Linked DNA regions of Homo sapiens: region 2 is linked to region 1. A link is a loop called in an ENCODE intact Hi-C map of the cell type or tissue named here. Cell type or tissue: heart right ventricle. All regions are shown on one strand. Links, peaks and the distances in the headings refer to the core of each region. The heading gives the core; the rest is flanking DNA. Region 1 overlaps LRIG2-DT (LRIG2 divergent transcript). Region 2 overlaps SLC16A1-AS1 (SLC16A1 antisense RNA 1).

Region 1 (17,302 bases), core at 4,860-12,859:
TGTCCTTTGATTTGGTGACAGTATAATATATCAATGCCCCTAAGACTGCATTTGATTTTTTACCTGTAATACAAGATTACCGGCTCATACAGAGATTACAAAAAATCCTCTGGTTCTTATTTTACTTTTTCTTTCTCCCTTGACTCTACCATCCCCCGTCTTCATCTACTACCCCATCACCTGTCCCCTCCACCCCCATAATCAATTTATCAACCTAGTTGTTAATATTTTTCTCTATGCTCATATAATCACATATAGACAAATACAAATGCACACATATTCAATGCAGTTTTTTTTGTCATTTAAAAAGTGACTACTTTTTTGCCTTTTACTCAAAACATTTTTGTGTGTAAAATCCCTCTAAGTCAACTGGTAGAGTACAAATTCATTCCTCTTTATGGATGTGCCAAAATGTGAATGTACTATAATTTTTACAACCATCACTCTATTGATGGACATCCATAGTATTCACAATTTGTGTGTGTGTGTTGCCACTTAAAATGCTGCAACAAATGTCCTTGTACATACGTCCTATAGTGTTTTTACTCCAATAGTTTTATTGAAACTAATGGTTTTTTTCAGAGGATAGATTCCCAGGACTGTAATTGCTGGGTCAAAGGGTATATATATTTTTATTTGTTTTTTATTTTATTTTATTTTATTTTATTTTATTTTATTTTATTTTATTTTATTTTATTTTATTTTTTGAGACCAAGTCTCACTCTATCGCCCAGGCTGGGGTGCAGTTGCACAATCTTGGCTCACTGCAACCTCTGCCTCCCGGGTTCAAGTGATTCTCCTGCCTCAGCCTCCTGAGTAGCTGGGATTACAGGCACGCGCTATCACGCCCGGCTAATTTTTGTATTTCTAGTAGAGACAGGGTTTCACCATGTTGGCCAGGCTGGTCTCAAACTCCTGACCTCAGGTGATCCACCCTCCTTGGCCTCCCAAAGTGCTGAGATTACAGGGGTGAGCCACCGCACCTGGCCAAAGGGTATATTTAAAATAATAGCTGTTGCCAGACTGCTTTCCAAAAAGGCTATAACACTTCATATTTCAGTAGCAGCACATGAAAATACCCCTTGCCCCCATCCCTGCAGCAATAGGTGTTATAGTGTATTCAGTAGCCATTCTAACAAAAACTGTGAAAGAAAATCAAAAGAAACTACTTCAACATAATAAAAACTATTTACCCCAAATGAAAAGCAACTATGATACTAACTGGCAAAATGTTAAAATTCTTTTATTCAAAATCAGGAACTACACAGGAGTTTTTAGTTAAGGCCAGGTGCGGTGGTGGTTCACACCTGTAATCCCAGCACTTTGGGAGGCCGAGGCGGGTGGATCACGAGGTCAGGAGATTGAGACCATCCTGGCTAACACGGTGAAACCCTGTCTCTACTAAAAATACAAAAAATTAGCCAGGCATGGTGGTGGGTGCCTGTAGTACCAGCTATTCGGGAGGCTGAGGCAGGAGAATGGCGTGAACCTGGGAGGCGGAGCTTGCAGTGAGCTGAGATTGCGCCATTGCACTCCAACCTGGGCGACACAGCAAGACTCCATCTCAAAAAAAAAAAAAAAAAGAGTTTTTAGTTAAATAAATCTCCCAAGTCTATTTCACTCTTAACTTTAAAATTAACATATAATAGGCCAGGCACCGTGGCTTACACCTGTAATCCCAGCACTTTGGGAGGCCCAGGTGGGCAGATCACCTGAGGTCAGGAGTTCGAGACCAGCCTGGCCAACATGGTGAAACCTCGTCTCTACTAAAAATACGAAATTAGCCGAGTGTGGTGGCACATGCCTGTAATCACAGCTACTTGGGAGGCTGAGGCAAAAGAATCACTTGAACCTGGGAGGTGGAGGTTGCAGTGAGCTGAGATCACACCATGGCACTCCAGTCTGGGCAATAAGAGCAAAACTCCATCTAAAAAAAATAATTAATTAATTAACATAATACACATATAAAATGTGCACAAATCCTAAGTGCACACATCAATGATCAATGAATTTTTGCAAAGCAAACATATTTATATAACTACCACATAGGTCAAGAAAGTTATTACCAGCACTTCAGAAGCCTAACTCATGCCCCCTTCCTCCTTCCTATAGAGAACCAGTCCTGACTTTTAACACCACTGAATAGTTTTGCCTGGATTGGAAACATACATACATGTGGCATCATGCAATCTATACTCCTTTGTGTGTGTTTGGTTTATTTCTTTCAACATTTTCTTTGTGAAGTTTCTTCATGTTTCTGATAGCAGTAGTTCACTCACTTTCATTGCTGTACGATAGTTTATTGCTTGAATAATATACCACAATTCAATGTCCATTCTGTTGTTGATGAACTTTCAGGTCCTTCTGAATCTGAAACCCATCATCCAATATGTTAGCCATCAATACTCCCAGCTTTGTGTCATCAGAAATTTGGATGATCACAACATTTCTGATACAAATCATTGACTTTTAACTGTTTGACAGGACCAGACAGACTTGTATCAGCCAACTAGAGATCTCCCTTCAGGTTAACCTTAATACTAATAAATATTATTTGGACAAAATTTAGTTAGCTAAAACTGTAGCTATCTGTAGTATCATTCAATGTACCTTTCTGCATTTCAGAGGCCGAGATAGGAGATTCACTTGAAGCCAGGAGTTTGAGACCAGCCTGGACAACCTAGTAAGACCTCATCTCCACAAAAAATTTTAAAAATTAGCCAGGTGTTGTGGTACATGCCTGTAGTCTTAGCTACTTGGGAGGCTGTGGCAGGAGAATCACTTGAGCCCAGGAGTTTGAGGCTACAGTGAGCTATGGTCACACCTCCACATTCCAGCCTGGGCAACAGAGCAAGATCGCATCTTTAAAAAAAAAAACAAAAAACAGGCCAGGCACAGTGGCTCACGCCTGTAATCCCAGTATTTTGGGAGGCCGAGGCAGGCAGATCACAAGTTCAAGAGTTTGAGACCAGCCTGGCCAATATAGTGAAACCCTGTCTCTACTAAAAATACAAAAAAAAAATTAGCCGGTCGTGGTGGTGCATGGCTGTAATCCCAGCTACTTGGGAGGGTGAGGCAGGAAAATTGCTTGAACATGGGAGGCGGAGGTTGCAGTAAGCTGAGATCATGCCACTGCACCCCAGCCTGGGTGACAGAGCAAGACTCCATCTCAAAAAAAAAAGCAAAAAAAGGCTGGGTGCGGTGGCTCACGCCTGTAATCCCAGCACTTTGGGAGGCCGAGGTGGGCGGATCATGAGGTCAGGAGATCGAGACCACCCTGGCTAACACGGTGAAACCCTGTCTCTACTAAAAATACAAAAAATTAGCCGGGCATGGTGGCGAGCACCTGTAGTCCTAGCTACTCGGGAGGCTGAGGCAGGAGAATGGCGTGAACCCGGGAGGCGGAGCTTGCAGTGAGCCGAGATCACACCACTGCATTCCAGCCTGGGCGACAGAGCGAGACTCTGTCTCAAAAAAAAAAAAAAAAAAAAAAGCAAAAGAACCATAAGTATTTGTGGAGGTCTACTGAGTTCTAGGTACTGAGTGGGGTTAGAGAAGTGGAAAAAACAGACCACACCGAGACTCTCACGAAATTTACATTCTAGTTGATGAGATAGATGTAAATAAAAATTCAGGTCATTTTATGAGGAAAGTGAAATGGAGCAACACTAAACAGAATAATGAGGAGAAAGGCACACAACTTCTGAAGGCACTAGCCATGTGAAGACTGGGAGTATACCATTCCAGGCAGGGGAACAGCAAGCACAAAGTCCTTGAGGAAGGGATGGGCTTAAAAAAACAAGGAGGGCAGTGTACCTAGAGCAAAATGTGAACAAAGGCAAGTAGAGGAAAGGTAGACAGAAACTAGATTATGTAAGGTCTTGAAATTCTTTTATTTACTCACTTACTTTTTTAGAGATGGGGTCTCCCTGTGTCACCTGGGCTAGGGTACAGTGGCTATTCACAGGAGCAATCATAGCACACTGCAGCCTGGAACTCTGAAGCTCAAACAATCCTCACCCCTCAGCTTCCCAATAGCTGAGACTACAGACTCACACAATGTGCTTGGCAAGGCCTTTTATTCTAAATGCAGTGGTGAGATGGACAAGAGATGTACCATCCATATCCTCCTTTAAGGAAGGACTTGATGCCCAGATGTAAAGAGTGTAGTCACCAAACAGCCCTTTCAGAATCTGCCCCAGACACAGAGAGCCCCACTGCTTAAGGATATACCCTTCTTAGAGCAGATCGCTTCTAGAGACTAAGTGAGCAGGGTTATAAAGCCCCAGCTATTTTAACCTAACAATTCTGACGGATAATACTCGTTTTTCAGAGCTCCTTGATAGGTTGGCCAAGGCTATTTTTGGTCTGCATCACTGATTTCTTCCTCAGTCCAACTCAGATTTCTCTTTCTTCCTTGTCACAGATGTTAAACCTTAATAACATGTTGAATCCCAAACTCCACCTCTGCATCTGTGACAAACTTAACCTGTGACAAATGGGAAGCCATAAAAGGATTTTTTTTTTTTTTTTTTTTGAGACAGAGTTTCACTCTTGTTGCTCAGGCTGGAGTGCAATGGCATGATCTCAATCTTGGCTCACCGCAACCTCCGCCTCCCAGGTTCAAGTGATTCTCCTGCCTCAGCCTCCCTAGTAGCCTGCCTAGTAATAGGCATGTGCCACCATGCCCGGCTAATTTTGTATTTTTAGTAGAGACAGGGTTTCTCCATGTTGATCAGGCTGGTCTTGAACTCCTGACCTCAGGTGATCCACTCACCTTGGCCTCCCAAAGTGCTGGGATTACAGGCGTGAGCCACCGCGCCCGGCTGCCATTGAAGGATTTTTAAGCAAAGAATTCAAATGGCCTGATTTACATTTTAGATCACTCTAGCTGCTGTATAGAGGATGGACTGTGGGAAATAAAAGTGAAAACAAGACCAGTAGCAGTAGCCCAGGGGAGATGGTGGTGATTTGATCTAGGGAGGAGAAAGTGGGAAGTGGATGGATTTGGGATATAATTTGGTTGTAGAAGTGATAACTGCGCGGTGGCTCACGCCTGTAATCCCAGCACTTTAGGAGGCCGAGGCAGGCGGATCACCTGAGGTCAGGAGTTCGAGACCAGCCTGGCTAACATGGTGAAACCCCGTCTCTACTAAAAATACAAAAAATTAGCCAGGCGTGATGGCGGGCGCCTGTAGTCCCACCTACTCGGGAGGCTGAGGCAGGAGAATGGTGTGAACCAGGAGGCAGAGCTTGCAGTGAGCCTAGATAGCGCCACTGCACTCCAGCCTGGGTGACAGAGCGAGACTCCATCTCAAAAAAAAAAAAAAAAAGTGATAACTGGTTCATCCCAACCATTTTTATCAGTTACCTTGCAGAAAACAAATTTAGTGTGTTGAAGGAAACCAAAATATTTCTCGCTAAAATACTGGGGATTTTAGTTTAAAAGCTTAAAACACATGGGCACACTGCCCTTCCTAACTCTGCCTTCATCCGCTCAGAAACAGCTCAGCGGTGCCAGAGGATCCAGGAGCAGACTTTACTCTTCCCATTAATTTACCTTCCCACATTTTCCTGCCTTTTGGAAGCCTAAAGATACTCTTCTTTGTTTCAGCACTTCGTAAGATTCATGGCTCTGGCCAAGTACGGTGGCTCACGCCTGTAATCCCAGCACTTTGGGAGGCCTAGGCAGGTGGATTGCTTGAGGCCAGGAGCTCGAAACCAGCCTGTCCAACATGGCACTACCCTGTCTCTACTAAAAATACAAAAATCAGCCGGGCGTGGTGGCACACGCCTGTAACCCCAGCTACTCGGGAGGCTGAGGCGCAATAATCGCTTGAACCCAGGAGGCGAGGTTGCAGTGAGCCGAGATCATGCCACTGCACTCCAGCCTGGGCGACAGAGCAAGACTCTGTCAAAAAAAAAAAAAAAAAAAATTCATGGTTCTTTGTTAAAATACTATTTAAACAAGGTCCCTAAGCCACTGCCTGGAGAGAGAAATACTTTTGAACTGAGGCCTCTCCCACTTGATGGGTACAGCATGTTAATAAACTTGTTTTTCTTTTGTTAATCTGACGCTTGTTTTCAAGTGTCTCAACTAAGAACCTAAAAAGGGTAAAAAAAGAAATGATGTTTTCTCTCCAACAGTGTGTTTTTATTTCTTTCATCTACCTGTCCAGTAATCATTTTAAAAAAGAAAATAGCATTAGTTACTGCCTGTGTGATGTGGCCCCTGCTTATCTGCACTCTCCCTCCTGTTTACTGTTCCAGCCACCTCAGCTTTTTCTCTGTTCCTCTAGCATGGCAAGCTTATTCCTGCCTCATGACTCTTTCGCATGGTGTTTTCAGATTTTCTCTGTAGCACTCTGCACGCATTGTCCACCTAAATTCTATTCATCCCTCAGGTAGCAGTTTAAATACTGTGTCCCCACAGAGGATTTCTCTAGCACTGCCTCCTCTCCCAGTGAAGCTAGTTCCTGTAATTATGGGCTCACATAAATCCCTGGGTTTTCTTTTTTGGCACTTATCACAAGCTGTAATTATACCATACGTTTTATTATTTGTCTTCCTCACCAGAGTTCCACAAGGGGCAGGAATGTGCCTGTTTTGTTTTCTGCTTCATCCCTTGTGTCTTGCACAGTAACTATAACTCAGAATTTGCGCAACAAATATTTGCTGAATGAAAGAACTTGCCCGTAGCGGCCCCTTGTTAGTGCCTAGAGTCAATTTCTTTACATGCTCGTAAAACATCTTTTGATAATCCATGCCAAAATGTTCTAGAGATCATTGAAAATTTTCCTACTAGTTTTCAGAATGTAATTTTTTTCCACCTGGGGAACTTTTTTTTTTTTTTTTTTTTTTTTTTTTTTTGAGATGGAGCCTCCACCGTGTCTCTACTAAAAATACAAAAAATCTCTCACTGAGTCTCACTCTGTCACCCAGGCTGGAGTGCAGTGTCAAGATCTTGGCTCACTGCAACCTCCACCTCCCAGATTGAAGCAATTCTCCTGCCTCAGCCTCCCAAGTAGCTGGGTCTACAGGTGCCAGCCACCAGGCCCGGCTAAGTTTTTGTATTATTAGTAGAGACGGGGTTTCACCATGTTGGCCAGGCTGGTCTCGAACTCCTGACCTCGTGATCCATCCGCCTTGGCCTCCCAAAGTGCTGGGATTACAGGTGTGAGCCACCGTGCCCAGCCTGAGAACATTTTTTAAAATAAAGTTTGATTATTGTATTGTATACATATATATATATATATATATATATATATATATATATATATATATATATATTTTTTTTTTTTTTTTTTTTTTTTTTTTTTTGAGATGGAGTCTTGCTTTTGCCACCGTCCAGGCTGGAGTACAGTGGCACGATCCCGGCTCATTGCAACCTCCACCTTCTTGGTTCAAGGGATTCTCCTGCCTCAGCCTCCCAAGTAGCTGTGATTTCAGGTCCCGCCACCACGCCCAGCTAATTTTCAAATTTTTAGTAGAGATGGGGTTTCACCATGTTGGTCAGGCTGGTCTCAAATTCCTGACCTCAGGTGATCCACCCAGCTCGGCCTCCCAAAATGCTAGGATTACAGGCGTGAGCCACCACACCCAGCCTATATGGATGTAATTTTAAGGTAATACCAAATATTTATAACAACAACAAAACCCTACTCTATTCCACAGTCTTACTCTCTAGATATGCAACTACTTAAGCTAAGCAGGTTTGGTCAATCTCTATCTTTAAAGGAAGTCTTTTTTCATACTTAAAAAATCAAAGACATTTTACCCTCTGACCCTTTCCCCACTGTCAATAATTTCAATAGTATTTCCATTTGCGGTTTGCAACACCATTGGCAATTTCTTTCAGTATCTTTTAGTATTGGGGACTAGAAATTTTACTTTTTAAAAATTTATTTATTTCTTATTTTTTATTTTTCTTTTTTTTTTGGTAGAGATGGTGCCTCTCCATGTTACCCAGGCTGGTCTGAAACTCCTGGTCTCCCAAAGTACTGGGATTATAGGCGTGAGCCACCACACCTAGCCTAAATTTTAATTGTTTTAAAAGTAGCAGAATATCTCTTATTATCTCACCTCAATGGTGTTACATTTCTTTTCTTTTCTCTTTTTTTTTTTTGAGACAGGGTCTTGCTCTGTTGCCCAGGCTGGAGTGTAGTGGCACATTCGTAGCCTCAGCCTCCTAGGCTCAAGGGATACTCCTGCATCAGCCTCTTGAGACTACAGGTAAGTGTTCCCATGTTGAGACAGGGTTTCACCATGTTGGCCAGGCTGGTCTCAAATTCCTGACCTCAAGTAATCCACCGGCCTCGGCCTCCCAAAGTGCTGGGATTACAAGTGTGAGCCACCATGCTTGGCCTGATTTCAGGATTTTAAATGTGATATGTTTCCCCACAAGCCCCACATTTTCCAGAAGAGCTAGCTTGACACAAACTAAATTTTGCTCATGGGTGAAATGTAAAGAATTTATAATCAGCCGGGTGCAGTGGCTCACGCCTGTAATCCCGGCACTTTGGGAGGCTGAGGCGGGCGGATCATGAGGTCAGGAGATCGAGACCAGCCTGGCCAACATGGTGAAACACTGTCTCTACTAAAAATACAAAAATTAGCTGGGTGTGGTGGCATATGCCTGTAATCCCAGCTACTCAGGAGGCTGAGGCAGGAGAACTGCTTGAACCGAGGAGGTGGAGGTTGCGGTGAGCCAAGATTATGCCATTGCACTCCAGCCTGGGCAACAAGAGTGAAACTCTGTCTCAGAAAAAAAAAAAAAAAAAAGAATTTATAATCAAGCAGCTTCCTCCCCTCCCCAATGCCCTGCCACTGATCCCTTATGAACATTATTTAGGAAGACCCTTTGCCTCTACTTGTTTTTTAAAAAGTGAAATAACAGAAAGTGAAGAGGTTTTCTCAGGATGTTAGCAATTCTCCACTGTTAAGCAGGTCTTCTCTAGGTTTACAACAGAAATAGCTAAGGAGGCAGAGCTCACACCTACTTTGTCTATCTTTCTAATACTGAACAAAACCTTTACTCAATTTTGCTGCTTTCTAATGATTCTGTCCTATTTCTACTCTTTTTTGGCAAACTCCTCTAGCAAATTATCTGCGCAGTTATCGTCACCTCTTAATGTCAAATAACAAATAATTTGGTTTTAGTCTCTATTGAAATATAATTAAGGGCCATTATCTACTCCTGAATAGCCACATTAAAATGCCTCTTCTCAGTCTTTACTGAGTTCCCTATTGAGTTTGTTATTGCAAACCACTCTATTAAGGAATGGTTTTTCTTCTCTTTATAATTAAAGAAAATTACATGAACAGTATAGCAACATTAATACAGCTCTAGATAAAAGACAGAAAAAGTCACCCACAATGTCACTACCCATCCAAAAGTAAACATTTTTTAAAAGTTGTTGTTGTTGTTTGAGACAGAGTTTCGTCTTGTTGCCCAGGCTGGAGTGCAGTGGCGCAATCTCTGCTTACCACAACCTCCATCTCCTGGGTTAAAGCGATTCTCCTGCCTCAGCCTCCTGAATACCTGGGATTACAGGCATGTGCCACCACACCTGGCTAATTTTGTATTTTTAGTAGCGACAGAGCTTCTCCAACTTGGTCAGGCTGGTCTCAAACTCCTGACCTCAGGTGATCCGCCCTCCTCGGCCTCCCAAAGTGCTAGGATTACAGGCATGAGCCACCGCGCCTGGCCAAAAAATTATGTTTATAGGACACTAGTGGCTGGGTGCGGTGGCTTAGCCTGGCCAGCATGGTGAAACCCTGTCTCTACTTAAAATACAAAAACTTAGTCAGGCATGGTGGCGTGCACCTGTAATCCCAGCTACTCAGAAGGCTGAGGCAGGAGAATTGCTTGAACCTGGGAGGCAGAGGTGGCAGTGAGCCGTGATCGTGCCACTGTACTCCAGCCTGGGCGACAGAGTGAGACTCCATCTAAAAAAAAAAATTCTTCACATTTCACCCATGAGCAAAATCTAGTTTGTGTTAAGCTAGCTCTTCTGGAAAATGTGGGGCTGGTGGGGAAATGTATTATATTTAAAATCCTGAAATCAGGCCGAGCACAGTGGCTCACGCCCAGGTAGGTGGATCACCTGAGGTTAGGAGTTTGAGACCAGCCTGACCAACATAGTGAAACCCTGTCTCTATTAAAAATACAAAATTAGGCCGGGCGCGGTGGCTCACGCCTGTAATCCCAGCGCTTTGGGAAGCCAAAGCAGATGGATCACCTGAGTTCGGGAGTTCGGGACCAGCCTGACCAACATGAAGAAACCCCATCTGTACTAAAAATACAAAAATCAGCCGGGCATGGTGGCGCATGCCTGTCATCCTAGCTACTCGGGAAGCTGAGGCAGGAGAATCGCTTGAACCTGGGAGGCAGAGGTTGCGGTGAGCTGAGATCATGCCATTGCACTCTAGCCTGGGCAACAAGAGGGAAACTCCGTATCAAAACAAAAAGGCTGAGTGTGGTGGCACATGCCTGTAATCCCAGCTATTTGAGAGGCTGAGGCAGGAGAATCGCTTGAACCCAGGAGGCAGAGGTTGCAGTGAGCTGAGATCGCGCCTTTGCACTCCAGCCTGGGCAACAAGAATGAGACTCCATCTCAAAATAAAATAAATAAATAAAATAAAATCCTGAAATCAGTTAAGCCTTAGTGAGGGTCTCTTAGGGCCTCCCCAGATGGGCGTATGTTTTCAGGAAGAAAGTAGAGAGAACAAAAATGACAAGGGGGCCGGGCACGGGGGCTCATGCCTGTAATCCTAGCATTTTGGGAGGCCGAGACGGGTGGATCACCTGAGGTCAGGAGTTCAAGACCATCCTGGCCAACGTGGTAAAACCCCATCTCTACTAAAAATACAAAAATTAGCTGAGCATGGTGGCATGCACCTGTAATCCCAGCTACTTGGGAGGCTGAGGCACGAGAATTGCTTGAACCGTGGAGGTGGAGGTTGCAGTGAACCAAGATTGCACCATTGCACTCCAGCCTGGGCGACAGAGCGAGACTCCGTCTCAAAAAAAAAAGACAAGGGAAAATAATGATTAGGTTGATGAACAGAAAGGCCCTTAGGCAAAATTATGCTTTTCCTATGTAGTTCTGGAAGTAATGTCCTCCTCTTAGTTTAGCAGAAAGGATTACCTCTCACTGGCAGAATTTCTTGCTAGGTAGAAAGGGAAGGTAGAAGCAAGCCAGTGGAGATGTATTTTTACAATGCATTGGATCTTTCCGCACTTCTCAGATCACACTATGTAAAGAGTACCCTCTTCCAACACATAGAACACTCTTTATTTAGGCCAAATCAAGATTTCTGGATACTCTATAATGGTCAGGCTGGATAAACGGTTAGGGAGGGAAGGAAAGGGACTTTTCACATCATATCTGTTATATCTTTTAAATTTTGTATTATGATCATGTGTCATTTATTGAAACAGTAAGTTGTTACTTTAAAGACTCAATTAAGGCTGAGTAGTGAAATTTAAGATTTAGTTTTTTGGTCAGCATAGCCTCCAGTATTTATTTCTTTCCTTGCCCAACTTGTTCATCCGCTTTGTGATTTTGTACTGTGGAGTTTTAGTTTAGAGACCTCTCCCTGCAAGTGATACCCCCAACCGAAGTTATCAAATCTAATCTAAACAGATCAATTTATGCGTGACATTTCATTTTCTTCCATAAGCTCTGTTTCCCACCAGCAAACAAAACATCTTGTTAAAACAGAGACTGTCCACTTCAAGCTTCAGATGAGAATTACAGTCAGATTCCAGCCCTGCTATTTACTAGCTACGTGACCTTCTGCAGGGCATGTTACCGCTCTGGGATTGGGTTTCCTCATGTGGGGCTGTAGAAGGTGCACTCAATTTACTAGATAGAGGTCAAAGGATGTACTTCAACTTCTGGCTCTGCCACTTTGTTGCTGTGCGACCTTGGACATGCTGCTTGGCCTGTAAGCTTCCGTTTCTATAAAATAGGGATAACGCTTCCTTCCAGGGAGGTTTTGAAAGTGGGATGAGGGATCTAAGATGCCTAGGACACATGAGTGCTTAAGCCATGTTAGTGTCTTCTCCTTTCTCTTCACCTGTTTCTTTCTGGGCTGTTTTTGTTTGTTTGCTTTTACTTTATAAAATAAGAACAGTGAACTACCTATTATGCAGATCTCCTGCCTTTCATAATGCTTTATAAACTGTGAAGCAGAAAGCAGAATGTGTGGTTGTTTGGGCACCAGGAGGACAAAGGTCCCCAGGCTTTGAATTTCTCTGACCTCTCTAAATTGTGTTTGAATTCCAGAGAAGAGCTCTGTTTTTCTAGGTGAGAATTAGGCAAGCTTTTCCTGGAGCTCACCCCAGTCAGCACCCTGAGGGCTGAGGGCTGAGGGCTGAGGGCTTCCCTTCCACAAGACCTCCCTGTCTTTGTGAGGCTCAGCATCACAAAGCCACCTGGGGAGTCAAGGGTAGGTATTGTTCTTCAGAGACACCTGGATGCTGGCTCACTCCCTGAGGAGGAGGGAAAGCTGCTCTGGCCTTTGAAACATTGTATTGAAAACTCACACACAGAAGCCAAAACTGACAAGGATGATAAGCTGCTAATATGCTAATAATAATAATAATGAACTATGCCTGTTCTTCACATACTGTGCTCTGAGAGAGGTTAAAATGCCTTTAGGCCAGTACTTTGATTTTTTTTTTTTTTTTGAGATGAAGTCTCAAAAAAGCTCCGTCACCCAGGCTGGAGTGCAGTGGCATGATTTCGGCTCACTGCAACCTCCGCCTCCCAGGTTCAAGCGATTCTCCCACGTCAGCCTCCCGAGTAGCTGGGACTACAAGCACACGCCACCATGCCTGGCTAATTTTTTGTATTTTTAGTAGAGATGGGGTTTCACCATGTTGGCCAGGCTGGTCTCCAACTCCTGACCTCAGGTGATGCACCTGCCTCGGCCTTCCAAAGTGCTAGGATTACAGGCACAAGCCACAGTGCCCGGCTAGGTAGAAGTTTAGAAGAGTTCATTAAGACTCTGCCACTCGGTGGATTTGTAACATGTATTAAACATTAACCCTCTCTGGGCCTGAGTTTCTCTATCTTAAGATGAGGAAAATTGGTGAAATAATACCTAACACACTTCCTAGCTCTAACTAACTTTGCTAGGCCAGATGCTTACAAATTGAAATTCTTTGATGTCAACCCTGTCTTATTCCTTGGACAAAGGGGAAGAGAAGAAAGGTCTTAGTTTTTACAACGCAACCAGCATGTATCAGGCATTATATGAGGGACTTTATGTACACTAATGTATACACTGATTTCTAGCACAGCATTGCTTTGTTAATTTGACAAATGATCTTCTAAAAGGGTGGGCACGTGTGCCAAGGGTACTATCACAAGGTTCTCTAATTTTAATCTTATCAAGGAAACAAGTAATCAAAAGACAGAAATGGGAGGCAGAATTAGTACATAATTTTAAATTTGCATTGGTGTGATACTATACTAGACACTGGAAATAAGGTAATCACAGTTAACCTACTAAACAGATATTTTACTTGATAGCAATAGAGAATACATAATATGTCTAAATCAAGTATCCTGTATAAATCACAGGTGAGCTATTTCTCAACACATTATTTGTTTCCTTCCTTCTCTACTTAAAAAAATTATACACATAATTCATAAATCATTCTCATTATAAAAGGGTCAACAACATAGAGCAAAGACTTAGGGGTCATTCTCTACTCAGCCTTCCTTTCAGCCCCCAGCCCCTTACCTCACTCTCTCACCACCCAATCCCCTTAACAGAGAACCACAATGATGTATATTCCAAGTCACTTTCAAGTTAAATTTCATTATTGGTATCCTTACATTTTCCTTTAAGAAAAAAGAAACTCTGGGCCAGGTGCGGTGGCTCACGCCTGTAATCCCAACACTTTGGGAGGCCGAGGAGGCTGGATCACGAGGTCAAGAGATTGAGACCATCCTGGCCAACATAGTGAAACCCCATCTCTACTAAAAATACAAAAATTAGCTGGGCGTGGTGGTGCACACTGTAGTCCCAGCTACTCGGGAGGCTGACACAGGAGAATTGCTCGAACCCAGGAGGCAGAGGTTGCAGTGAGCCGAGATCTCGACACTGCACTCCATCCTGGCAACAGAGCGAGACTCCGTCTCAAAAAAAAAAAAAAAAGAAAAACTCTGAAAAGGGTAAGGAGGAAGTGGGATTCAGTAACCTACAAAGCATTTAGGCAGGACGCTTTTCAAAATGCAGTTGGCAGAAATGGAAGTTGAACTGAGTGTGGTTTCCAGTACAGGGCATCTGGCCACCTTCACCTCAGTAAATACTGCTGATCGACTCTCTCTGGCTCTGGCTGTCCTGCCAGAGACAGCCAAACACAGGAGACATGACAAATTACTATCATCTTTTGCTTCTTTATTTTTATTATTATTATTTTTCTTTTTGTGGAGAACAGCGTCTTGCTGTATTGCCCAGCCTGATCTCAAACTCCTGGGCTGAAGCTGTTCTCCTGCCTCTGCCTACCCAAGTGCTGGGGTTACAGGTGTGAGCCACTGCACTCGACCTTTATTTTTATTCTGTATACTCATCAGTCCCCTTGTGCCCTGATAATGGCTAGAAATAGGAGTTTCTCTTATATACAGTAGCAGGGACACACTTTCTCTCCTTCTCTTTCCTTTCTAAAGGACAATGTCAAGGACATGTCCAGGACAGGTCAGAGAATGTTATATCAGAGATACTGCTGCTATATTTACCCCCACTTGCCTTTCAAGCAAAGCAATTTATATGATTAAAAACAAAACAAAACAAAACAAAAAACAGCAGAGGCAAACTGTCCTGGGTATCTTCAGAGAAGAAAAACATTGAATTTTAAAGCTATATTTTACTTTGCAGTAAATTTTTCTGGGGGCTAAATTTCCTTCTTCTCTTTGTTTTTACTTTTTAAAATTCTCTTAGGAGAGAGTTAAAGAGATGTATTAGCCGGGTGCAGTGGCTCGTGCCTGTAATCCCAGCACTTTGGGAGGCCGAGGCGGTGGGGAGGGATCACCTGAGGTCAGGAGTTCAAGACCAGCGTGGCCAATATAATGAAACCCCGACTCTACAAAAATACAAAAATTACCCAGGCATGATGGCGGGTACCTGTAATCCCTGCTACTTGGGTGGCTGAGGCGGGAGAATCACTTGAACCCAGGAGGCAGAGGTTGCAGTGAGCCAAGATCGTGCCACTGCACTCCAGCCTGGGCAACAGAGCAAGACTCTGTCTCAAAAAACAAAACGAACTGTAACCCCAGTCAGCAAATAAGAGTTCCAAATTTTAGATAGAGAATGCTGAGAAAATTAGGAGGGTGTTAGGGGAAGCTTTAAAGGAGAGAGTGGTATTTGAGACGGGAGGGGGCAAGAAGACATTCCAGATAGAATAAAGAAAGGTGCAGAAGAGCAACCATTCAAGATGTGCTTAGGGAACAGTGACTACACCAATCTGACACATGTCAGGGAACAATGGGGTGATAAGTTGGGCTCACATTTGGAGAGGCTAAAAAGTCTGTACTTAATTCCATAGATAATTCCATAGAGTGTCTGATATTTTCGTTGAGAAATGACATGATTAAAGTAGTGCTTTAGGGCAATTAATATGGCAACTGCCCGGGTGGTGGGGACAGATTGGAGGGATAAAAGATCTAGGTGCTTCAATGCAGGTGATAGCAGAGCATAACAAAGTCTTCCTACCTCCGCATCAAATGCAGCTCAAGGGAGAACTTCCCACCTAGCACTTACATATTCAATATTTATACTTAACCAATTATGTTTTTAGTTGGTCTTCTTTCTTTTCCAAGCCTGACTCGTGACTCCCGTAATATTAGAGTGAGCTTCCTGAGAACGGGCCCTTAATTGTTCTTTTCCTCTTCCTCCCTTTGTAACAGAGGCCCAAATTCCCTCCACACTGTGTCCAGCCTAGTAGTGAACCTCACTCAGGAGGAACAAACTGACACACAACTTCTGGGTGGGGGCCCAGCCTACACTTTCCTTCTGCTTTGGTTTCAGGCATTTTTGACAACATCTAAAACATCCAATTAATTCAGAGGGTGAAAAAAAAGGAATTGGCAGGCAGGTGGGGATGAACAGATGTGCCTGTGTCATAGTGAAAGACAGATTTGAGTTATGGTCCGTTAAAAAAATTTGTGACATTCATTGAGAAGTTATTGTATGTCAAGCATCTTGTAGTTCAAATGTATTATCTCATTCATCTAGTTGGCAAGCCTATGAGATAGTTTCTATTATTTTACAAATGAGAAAACTGATGCACAGAGAAGTTCAATAATTTGTTAATTATTAATAGCAAGTGGCAGAGTCAAGATTTGAACTATGTCTCTTTACTATTAAAAGTCCATTATTTTGGCCAGGTGCGGTGGCTCATGCCTATAATCTCAGCACTTTGGGAAGGCAGAGGCGGGCAGATTACCTGAGGTCAGGAGTTCCAGATCAGGCTGGCCAACATGGTGAAACCCCAACTCTATTAAAAATACAAAAAGTAGCCGGGCATGGTGGCATGCACCTGTAGTCCCAGCTACTCGGGAGGCTGAAGCAGGAGAATCACTTGAGCTCGGGAGGCAGAGGTTGCAGTGAGCCAAGATCACGCCACTGCACTCCAGGCTGGTTGACAGAGTGAGACTCTGTCTCAAAAAAAGAAAAAAGTCCATTATTTTAACCACCGTAGACTACTGATTCTACATTAGAGACCTAGATATCAAGGCCAGTGTATCTTCAATTCTTTAATCCATACCCTTCTCCTGAAACGCAACAGCACTGTTGCCTGAGTGTTTGTTGAAGAGGTTTATTTCTTTGGTTTAAGACTTTGTTCCCAGAGATTAAATTGCAGATCCCTAACCTTCTCACTACTAAGTAGCTCTTAGGAGTGGATCTCAAAGCTTGAAAAGATTTTAGCCTGCCAGACAAATATCATTAATTAATCCCTTTTCCCTTAAGACAGCCAGGCCTACCACACTACCTTGATGGGTTTCTGGACAAAAAAAAAAAAAAAAAGCAAAGGTAGCATAAATATAATTGATGATTTCTATTAGACTTCTTTGGAAAGGAGAAAACAACTCTTACACCTTCATTAACACCTCCATGGAGCCTCCAGGTTAGTGGTAGTAGGGGTTCAGGACTTACATTAGAAATCCCTGTTTTGACCTTTTCTGTTAGAATGCTTGACTGCCTGGCATTTTCCTATTAATACTAGGATTTTTTTTTCTTTTTTTTTTTGAGACAGAGTTTCTTTCTTGTCGCCCAGGCTGGAGTG
Region 2 (10,513 bases), core at 2,514-10,513, 60 kb before region 1:
TTTGATTCTTGCACTTACCAGCTCTGTGTCCTCAGGCAAGTCATTTTACCTTTCCAAGCCTCACTCCCAACTCTGTAAAACAAGGATAATACCTACCTCAGGGTTATTATGATAATAAAACTAGTATTTATTTCAGGCCGGCGTGGTGGCTCAACCCTGTAATCCCAGCACTTTGGGAGGCCGAGGTGGGTGGATCACTTGAGGCCAGGATTTTGAGACTAGCCTGGCCAACATGGTGAAACCCTGCCGATACTAAAAATACAAAAATTAGCCATGCGTAATGCATAGTACCAGCTACTCAGGAAGTTGAGACAGGAGAATTGTTTGAACCCGTGAGGCAGAGATTGCAGTGAGCCAAGATCTCATCATTGCACTCCAGCCTGGGCAATAGAGTGAGATTCCATCTCAAAAAAAAAAAAAAAAAAAGGTCCGGGTGCAGTGGCTCATGCCTGTAATCCCAGCACTTTGGGATGCCGAGGCGGATGGAGCACGAGGTCAGGAGTTCAAGACCAGCCTGGCTAATGTGGTGAAACCCTGTCTCTACTAAAAATACAAAAAGTAGCCAGGTGTGGTAGCATGTGCCTGTAGTCCCAGCTACTTGGGAGGCTGAGGTAGAAGAATCACTTGAACCTGGGAGGTGGAGGTTGCAGTGAGCCGAGATGGTGCCACTGCACTCCAGCCTGTCCAGCCTAGGCAACAGAGTGAGACTCCGTCTCAAAAAAAAAAAAAAATTAGTATTTATTTTGCAGTGTCTAGCATATAGAAAACATTACATGAGACCTAACCCTAAAGATTAACCCTAGATGCCCTTCCCTTGAATAGACCCTAAGGAGGCTCTGAGAGGGGCCCTAACAGTATGTTCAACAGGATCATACTTTCTGTTGTATTGCAGTTTTGTACTCCTATCCTTGAAGATAGACAGTCATCAAAATTATAGACACCTCAGGCCCTACAAAACCTGGATCTGCTTTAATAGATTTTAGTGTTGTGAAGACTTTGGAATCAGAAGACCTGGCCCCGGCCGGGCACGGTGGTTCACGCCTGTAATCTCAGCACTCTGGGAGGCTGAGGTGGGTGGATCACCTGAGGTCAGGAGTTCAAGATCAGCCTGGCCAACATGGCCAAACCCTGTCTCTACTAAAAAATGCAAAAAAAAAAAAAAAAAAAAAAATAGGCCTAGGCCGGGCACGGTGGCTCACGCCTGTAATCCCAGAACTTTGGTAGGCTAAGGCAGGTGGAACACCTGAGGTCAGGAGTTTGAGACCAGCCTGAGCAACATGGAGAAACCCTGTCTCTACTGAAAATACAAAATTAGCCGGGCGTGGTGGCGCATGCCTGTAATCCTGGGAGGTGGAGGTTGTGGTGAGCTGAAATCACGCCATTGCACTCCAGCCTGGTCAACAAGAGCAAAACTCCATCTAAATAAGTAAATAAATAAATAAATAAATAGGCCAGGGGCAGTGGCTCATGCCTGTAATCCCAGCACTTTGGGAGGCTGTGGCGGGCGGATCACGGGGTCAGGAGTTCGAGACCAGCCTGACCAACATGGTGAAACCCCGTCTCTACTAAAAATACAAAAATTAGCCTGGCGTGGTGGCATGCACCTGTAATCCCAGCTACTCAGGAGGCTGAGGTTGGAGAATCGCTTGAACCCAGGAGGCAGAGGTTGCAGTAAGCCGAGATGGTGGCACTGCACTCCAGCCTGGGTGACAGAGCGCAAAAAGAAAAAAAAAAAAAAAAAGATCTGGTCCCATAACTGCTATCTGTGTTATTCTGGGCAATTAATTCACTGAACTTCCCTGGGCTTTAGTTTCCTCGCCAGATAAATTAAAAATAATACCTACTAGCCTGAACTGTTGTGTTAATCAAATGAGATAGTATCTGCAGAAGTAATTGGTAAAACTTGGAAAGTGTTCTGTATTCATGAATTAATGTCATAATTTGTCTAAAGTAGATAAAAGGGAAAAATTAAAAGCAACTACCAGGCTCTTACCTGGAAAAATAGAAACACGGTGGGTGGGTGAGCTGGTGAAAATAATAAAATAATACAGGTAAAATCCTTGCTCTTCTGCCAGGTTTTTTTCCTGATTTGAGGCACACGACATTGAAGAAATGAACTAGGGAGCATAGGATGAGAAATCAGAGTGGAGAGGAAATTGGAGATCATCTAAGGCACTCCTGACTTTTTACAGAAATGGAAATTAAGGCCCAGGGATGCTAAAAGACTTGTCTGAGGCCTCCCATCTAATGATTGGCATGATCAGAAACTCCAGTTTCTTTAAGTATAAAGAACAAGTACAACCTTTAAGATAAAATATTTTGTCATGGGGGTCTTTCAGAATCATTACATCAGAACCAGAGAAGGCCTGGTACTCTCTACTGGCTTTTAGCTTTATCACAAAATTCTTAGGATTCACCTTTCTGTTTTAAAGGTTGATAGACTGGATGCTGCTATGGTAATCTGCCTCAGGAAAATGCCGGACTGTTGTTTGCAAGCTGGTTAAGTGAGCAAATCTTGGGAAGATTTCAAGGTAAGAGTTGTAACTTCGGAAGTTAGTGATGCAATAAGAAATGCAAATGCAAACTTCAAAAATTATGATATAGGTACTCTTTAAGCTGAGTAAGTTGCTCTATTGCGTTATCTGAAAAAAGAAAGATGAAATTACAGTGTGTTCTCTGGAATTCACCTACTTAACTTACATTCTTTCAGTTACTTCACCATTTCTGTGATGTAGTAGATAGGAAGGTGCTATTTTGCCCATTTTAGTAACAATAAACAATACAGGAAAGGATTCTTCTTTTAATTGACACATTGTAATTGTACATATTCTAGGTTACAGTTTTGGTGTTTCCATACATACAAATGTTGTATACTGATCAAATCAGGGTACTTAGCATATCTCTCACCTCATGCTATTTTGTAATATACAATACCTTATTGTTAACAGCAACCCTACTGTGCAATAAAACACCAGAACTTATTCTTCCAATCTAATTGTCACTTTGTACCTGTTGACCAACCTCTCCCTATCCTCCTTTCCTCTCTCCCCTTTCTAGTCTCAGATAACCACTGTTCTCTCTGCTTCTAAGATATAAACTCTTTCTTTAAAAAAAATTAGATTCCACAGATCATACAGTATTTATCTTTCTGTGTCTGGCTTATTTCACTTAACATAATGTCCTCCAGGTTTAACCGTATTTTCACAAATGGCAAGATTTCATGCTTTTTTACAGCTGTATAATATTCTGTAATCCATATGTACCACATTTTCTCTTTTTTTCCTTTTTCTTTTTCTTTTTTTTTTTTTTTTGAGACTGAGTCTCGCTGTGTTCCCCAGGCTGGAGTGCGGTGGTGCAATCTCAGCTTACTGCAACCTCCGCCTCCCAAATTCAAGCAATTCTTCTGCCTCAGCCTCCCAAGTAGCTGGGATTACAGGCGCCTGCCACCACGCCTGGCTAATTTTTGTATTTTTAGTAGAGACGGGGTTTCACCATATTACTCAGGCTGGTCTGGAACTCCTGACCTCAAGTGACCCACCCACCTCGGTCTCCCAAAGTGCTGGGATTACAGGCATGAGCCACCGTGCCCGGCCTCACATTTTCTTTATTCATTCATTCACTGTTAGATGTTTGGGTTGATTCCATATCTTGGTTATTGTAAATAGTGCTGCAGTAAACATAGGAGGGCAGATACCACTTCAATGTAACTGATTTCATTTCCTTTGAATATATAGCCACTAGTGGGACTCCTGGCTCACACAGTAGTTCTATTTTTAATTTTTTGAGGAAAAAATTTTCAACAAAGGTGCCAAGAACACACACTGGGGAAAAGATAGTCTCTTAAATAAACGTTGCTGGGAAAATTGGAAAGTCACATGCAGAAGAATAAGACTAGACCCTGTCTCCACCATATACACAAATCAACTCAAAATGGATTAAAGACTGTCTTCTATAGCTGCTGTACTAATTTGTAATTCCACCAAAAATGTGCAAGTGTTGTCTTTTCTCCACATCCTTGCCAACAGTTGTTTTTTTTGTTTTGTTTTGTTTTTTAAGACAGAGACAGAGTCTCACTGTGTCACTCAGGCTGGAGTGCAGTGGTGCAATCTCGGCTCATTGCAACCTCTGCTTCGTGGGTTCAAGCAATTCTCCTGCCTCAGCCTCCGAGTAGCTGGGACTATAGGCATGTGCCACCATACCTGGCTAATTTTTGTATTTTTAGTAGAGTCGGGGTTTCACTATGTTGGCCAGGCTGGCCTTGAATTCCTGACCTCAAGTTATCCACCTGCCTCAGCCTCCCAAAGTGCTGGGATTACAGGCATGAGCCACCACGCAGCCTGTCTGTTTGTTAATAGCCATTCTAACTAGAGTGAGATGATATCTCATTGTGATTTTGATTTGCATTTGCCTGATGATTAGGGATGTTGAGGATTTTTTCATGTAACTGTTGGCCAGGCTGGCCTTGAATTCCTGACCTCAAGTGATCCACCTGCCTCAGCCTCCCAAAGTGCTGGGATTACAGGCATGAGCCACCACGCAGCCTGTCTGTTTGTTAATAGCCATTCTAACTAGAGTGAGATGATATCTCATTGTGATTTTGATTTGCATTTGCCTGATGATTAGGGATGTTGAGCATTTTTTCATGTACCTGTTGGCCATTTGTATGTCTTCTTTTGAGAAATGCCTATTAAGGTCTTTTGCCCACTTTTAAATTAAGATAATTTGTTTTTCATTGTTGAATTAAGTTATTATATATTCTTCAGATATTAACTCCTTGTGAGATGTATAGTTTGCTTATATTTTCTTCCATTCTGTAGATTTTCTCTTCATTTTGTTGTTTCCTTTTTAAGTACAAAAGCTTTTCAGTTTGATGTAATCCCATTGGTCTATTTTTTGCTTTTGTTGTCTGTGCTTTGAGATCTCTTTTTAAAAACCCTTGCCCAACCCGGTGTTGCAAAGCATTTCCCTTATGTTTTCTTTTAGTAATTTCATAGTTTCAAGTTTTATATATAAGTCTTTAATCCATTTTGAGTTGATTTGTGTATATAGTGGAGACAGGGTCTAGTCTTAGTCTTCTGCATGTGACTTTCCAATTTTCCCAGCACCATTTATTGAAGAAACTGTCTTTTTCCCAGTGCATGTTCTTGGCACCTTTGTTGAAAAACAGTTGGCCATAGATGCATGAATTTATTTCTGGGTTCTTTATTCTCTTTCATTGGTCTCTGTGTTTGTGTTTATGCCAATACCATGCTGTTTTGGTTACTATAGCCTTGTAGTACATTTTGCAATCAAGTACTGTGATGCCTCAGCTTTGTTATTTTTGCTCAGGATTGATTTGCCTATTTGAGTCTTTTGTGGCTCCATGTGAATTTAATGATTGTCTTTTTTTTTTTTTTTTTTTTTTTGAGACGGAGTTTTGCTCTTGTTGCCCTGGCTGGAGTGCAATGGCACAATCTCGGCTCACCGCAGCCTCTGCCTCCCAGGTTCAAGTGATTCTCCTGCCTCACCCTCCCTAGTAGCTGGGATTACAGGCATGCGCCATCATGCCTGGCTAATTTTGTATTTTTAGTAGAGACAGGGTTTCTCCATGTTGGTCAGGCTGGTCTCGAACTCCCGATCTCAGGTGATCCGCCCTCCTCTGCCTCCCAAAGTGCTGGAATTACAGAGTGAGCCACCGCGCCTGGCTGTCTTTTTTATTTCTGTGAAATATATTATAGGTATTTGATAGAGATTATATTTAGTTTGTAGATCACTTTGGGTAGTATGAGTGTTTTAACAATACTAATTCTCCCATGAACATGAAACGTCTTTCCATTCATTTGTGTCTTCTTCAATTTCTTTCATCAAGGTTTTATAGTTTTTCAGTTTAGAGATCTTTAACCTCCTTGGTTAAGTTTATTCTTTTTTTTTTTTTTTTTTTTTTGCAGCACACCAACATGGCACATGTATACATATGTAACAAACCTGCACATTGTGCACATGTACCCTAAAACTTAAAGTGTAACAATAATAAAATTTTTTTAAAAAAGTTTATTCTTAAGTATCTTATTTTTGTGTAGTTATTGTAAATGGAATTATCTTCCTGATTTCTTTTAGGAAAGGATTCTTTTTAAACAATATTTTGTCATTAAGAACACTGCCCCCCCCTCATAATATATAATAATTTAATAGGGAATATGGAAAATGTGATTTGCTTTTGAACCATGTTTGAAAAAAGGTTTGCTAAACAAATACCTGGAGTAAAGAAGATAATGCCAATCCTAAAGACATTCTTTCTTTAAAGTTGAGAGCCCTCTCATTCAGAATATCATCATCTAATTTCAGGTTATATGTCAGGTGTAGTCCTACTGCTTTCAAAGGCCTATGTCTGGATCTAGGATGAATTTTGCCATTCTTTAAAGAAAGACTAACTCGGTATTCGTGAGATGCACTCTAAGCTCCTCCCTGACCTCCCCCGTTTCTCTTCAGCTCTCTTTGCTCTGTTTTGACCTATCACTTATCTTACCAGCTTGCACCAGTTTAGTATCCTAATCAGTTACTTCTCTGGCACTCTACTGACATGGCATGGCGCAGTCAAAATAGTTTGCTAGAAAACAAAATGTTTGCAATAAAAATGTCTTCAACATGACAAATAAGTCAAAAATTATTGTTTCCAACTGCTGGTTTTTTGTATGTTTAGTTATTCTGGTGGCCAGGGATTTGCTTTATTGCTTCTTTGGGCCTTTGAGAATTTTTTTGTGCACACACAGACACACACACACACACACATATATATATGTTTCTTAAGGAATCATATTGTACATACTGTTTCTTTCCACTAACACGGAATCTCACTCTGTCTGCCAGGCTGGAGTGCAGTGGCGAGATCTCAGCTCACTGCAACCTCGGCCTCCCGGGTTCAAGCGATTCTCCTGCCTCAGCCTCCCAAGTAGCTAGGCTTACAGGGGCGTGCCACCATGCCCGACTGATTTTTGTATTTTTAGTAGAGACAGGGTTTCACCATGTTGGCCAGGCTAGTCTTGAACCCCTGACCTCAGATCCACCCGCCTCGGCCTCCCAAATTGCTGGGATTACAGGCGTGAGCCACCACGCCTGGCCGCTGTTTACTACTTTTTAAATATTTGCAGGCTGGGCGTGGCAGCTCACGCCTGTAATCCCAGCACTTTGGAAGGCTGAGGCAGGTGGATCACGAGGTCGGGAGTTTCAGACCAGCCTGGCCAAAGTGGTGAAACCCCGTCTCTACTAAAAATACAAAAATTGGTGGCGGGTGCCTGTAATCCCAGCTACTCGGGAGGCTGAGGCAGAGAATTGCTTGAACCCGGGAGGCAGAGGTTGTAGTGAGCTGAGATGGCGCCACTGCATTCCAGCCTGGGCGACAGCGAGCCTTTGTCTCAAAAAATATATATATATATATATTTGCAATGGCTTGATAATATGAAACATTTACGTTGCTTCTTAATAATTATCTAAGAATTAATTTAGATTAAAAAGCACAAAAGTTTGAAACATACCTAAAATATTATGATAATCTGACAGTACTGCTTTAAAACTTTAAAGGTGGCAAAACAATCCATATGGAAAACAAGCAGCTGAGAATATTCCTTTTTGACCCATTTATCTTCAAATTCAATTTGTTTTCCTTTTTTTTTTTTTTTTTGAGATGGAGTCTTGCTCTGTCGCCCAGGCTGGAGTGCAGTGGCGCGATTTTGGCGCACTGCAAGCTCGGCCTCCCAGGTTCACGCCACTCTCCTGCCTCAGCCTCCTGAGTAGCTGGGACTACAGGCACCCACCACCACGTAGAGATGGAGTTTCACCATGTTAGCTAGGATGGTCTCGATCTCCTGACCTCGTGATCCTTCCACCTTGGCCTCCCAAAGTGCTGGGATTACAGGCGTGAGCCACTGCACCCGGCCAAATTAAATTTGTTTTTAACCAGATTACCTGAGGCTCAATCTATGTCATCCTAATTCCCACTCTGGTCTGATATGGCTTGACTCCTGTTCCTTGTTTTTGCTAGCCCAGGGGGATAGTTTTGACCTGTGCTCTTTGTAATGTACATCATCGCTATTTAGGATCTTTTCTAGGAAGCATTCTTTCTAGAGATGGTCCTATGTATTTGCCAGACCTGTTTTCTTCCTTGACCCCTAGCTACTAAAAGTCCTAACCCTGAGTAGCTTCCCCACCTCCCTCTTTTCCTCCCTCCCTTCCCTCCTTTCTTCCTTCCATCTCTAGTAAAGTATTTTAGGCAAATGGGATGGGGAGTTCAATAATAACAATAATAAATTGATGATAGCCAAGATTTCTGGGATACTTACCATATGCCAAGCATTGCTCTAAGCACTTTAGATGTAGTAACACTCATTAATTCCTCACAAAAATGCTATAAACTAGGAACTGTTACAATCCCCATTTTACAGACATATACAGATACAGAGAGGTTAAGTAGCTTCCCCAAGGTCACATAATCAGTATTGTCTCGAGTCATCAGAAAGTAGTCATCATGGCCGGGCAAGTTGTCTCACGCCTGTAATCCCAGCACTTTGGGAGGCCAAGGCAGATGGATCACGAGGTCAGGAGTTTGAGACCAGCCTGGCCAACATAGTGAAACCCTGTCTCTACTAAAAATACAAAAATTAGCCAGATGTGGTGGCAGGCACCTGTAGTCCCAGATACTTGGGAGGCTGAGGCAGGAGAATGGCTTGAACCTGGGAGGGAAGGTTTACAGTGAGCTGAGACCGCACCATCACACTCCAGCCTTGGCAACAGAGCAAGACTCTGCCTGAAAAAAAAAAAAAAAAGAAAGTAGTCATCATTTAGTTTTCACCAAAAATACACAAGTAGAAATTGTCATTTTTAGCTATTAATACCATAGGAGACTAATCCATAGAATTTAAGGCCATCTTGACTTAGAAAAACCCTGTTTTGGGTTCCTTTTATGTTAGTAGAGCAAAACAACCATTATGAAAGCATGTGCCATGAAAGGTGCCTTTGAAACCAGAGATTCACCACAGAGAACTACCCCTTGCTTATCTGAATTTGGGGTAGTTATCAGTCTCTAGTCAGCTAAGTTGGGGACAAAGATGATGGGACATGGTTTTGTTAGCAGCTTATCTATTTATTTATTTATTTATTTTTTGAGATGGAGTTTCACTCTTTCACCCAGGCTGGAGTGAAGTGGTGCAATCTCGGCTCACTGCAACGTCCGCCCCCTCGGTGGGTTCAAGCAATTCTCCTGTGTCAGCCTCCAAAGCAGCTGGGATTACAGGCGCATGCCACCACACCAGGCTGATTTTTGTATGTTTAGTAGAGATGGGATTTCACCATGTTGGCCAGGCTAGTCTTGAACTTCTGACCTCAGGTGATCCACCCACCTCAGCCTCCCAAAGTGCTGCAATTACAGGTGTGAGTCACCACGCCCAGCCAACTAACAGCTTAATTTTAAGGTCACCTATTTCTAGGAAGTTCTGGGTGTCCTGGTCCCCATATTCCATGCTATAAGATCATTCAGTGTGAGAACCTGGACTTTATAGCCCTCACCCAAAGCAGCAGCAGATAGTTGGAATTATTGGACAGCTGCACATCAAGCCTACTGTGATTCAGCTGAGGGGTGCATGCAGCGAAGGAGGCCTCTAACATCACAGTGACTGGCTTTGTGTATCCATCTGCCTGGGGATCCAGACCTGGGTGTTCTACCTGGACCTTCATACTGCTGCACTGGTGAGCAAGATGAGGCTTAAATAAAGCATACTATTCAATTTGTGGTGACCTCTGAGAACCCCAAATCTGCCATGAATCCCTGCACCACACAATACCTGTGACACCTGTGCCAAGGTGAGGTCCAGTAGCTACCAAACCTACTTCTGAGCTGCATATTAGAGTGAAGCCTTCCTCCCTACCCTCCCTCTGTCTTACCTTTTGCACAAATCATGGGTTCAGATGTTATACCTATTATTGCACTCTGATAAGTTTTTTTTTTTTTTTTTTTTGCAGTCATGGAATAAGGCCATACCCTGTGGGTAGGGTATAAAGGTTTCCCTCTATATAGTAGGTGTTCTTATTATCAGTCATTCAAAGAAAAAGAGAATCCTCACCAGAAAATCTTGGAACATAGAACAGATGGAAGGTGGCACTTCTGGATATGCCTTTTTACATCTGAACTTGGAAGAGTTAAGAATTGTTGAAGGCCCTTCTCACTGATCAGGGGAAATAGCTTCTGTCACAGAGCTGCCTACTCCAGGAGAACCAAAAATGAAAGTAAACACTCATATTTTGTAAGTCTGTTCCTCAACTTCCATCAATCAAGTTTAATCTAAATCAAGGATTCAAACTGAGAAGCATTTAAGGACCAAGAAAAAGTTAATTAGCCCAGTATAAGTCAACAAGAAATGGTAAGCAGTATGGAGGAAAAGAAGTGCCACACCCTTCTAGGCATCCAAATTCAAGCATTTACAATGTACTTCATGAAGCAGTACCCTATACAGCACTAATAACAGCCCAAACTTGCTTGACATTT

Evidence for each region. Peaks named below come from ENCODE experiments on the same cell type or tissue, not always from the same donor. Only the 100,000 strongest peaks of a DNase experiment are listed, where the experiment ranks them.
Region 2: a loop joins it to region 1, with 2.2 times the contacts of the local background. A loop is called at or near these places in 17 of 110 quality-filtered maps.

Annotation. Positions count from the first base shown.
Region 1 is chr1:113,015,323-113,032,624 of GRCh38, forward strand. All of the region lies in intron 2 of LRIG2-DT (LRIG2 divergent transcript), which reads right to left. Among named protein-coding and RNA genes, the nearest start is that of LRIG2-DT, 49 kb to the right of the region's middle. RefSeq lists enhancers at 10,364-11,111, 11,112-11,858, 11,859-12,606, 12,607-13,352 and a silencer at 12,265-12,559. In heart right ventricle, for the core only: no CTCF peak of the experiment used is centred there; no DNase peak of the experiment used is centred there; H3K27ac peaks cover 2,229 bases.
Region 2 is chr1:112,958,045-112,968,557 of GRCh38, forward strand. SLC16A1-AS1 (SLC16A1 antisense RNA 1) reads left to right here. Exons shown (of 3, transcript NR_103744.1): 2 at 2,433-2,531; 3 at 5,928-6,028. Among named protein-coding and RNA genes, the nearest start is that of SLC16A1-AS1, 6.9 kb to the left of the region's middle. In heart right ventricle, for the core only: no CTCF peak of the experiment used is centred there; no DNase peak of the experiment used is centred there; H3K27ac peaks cover 1,631 bases.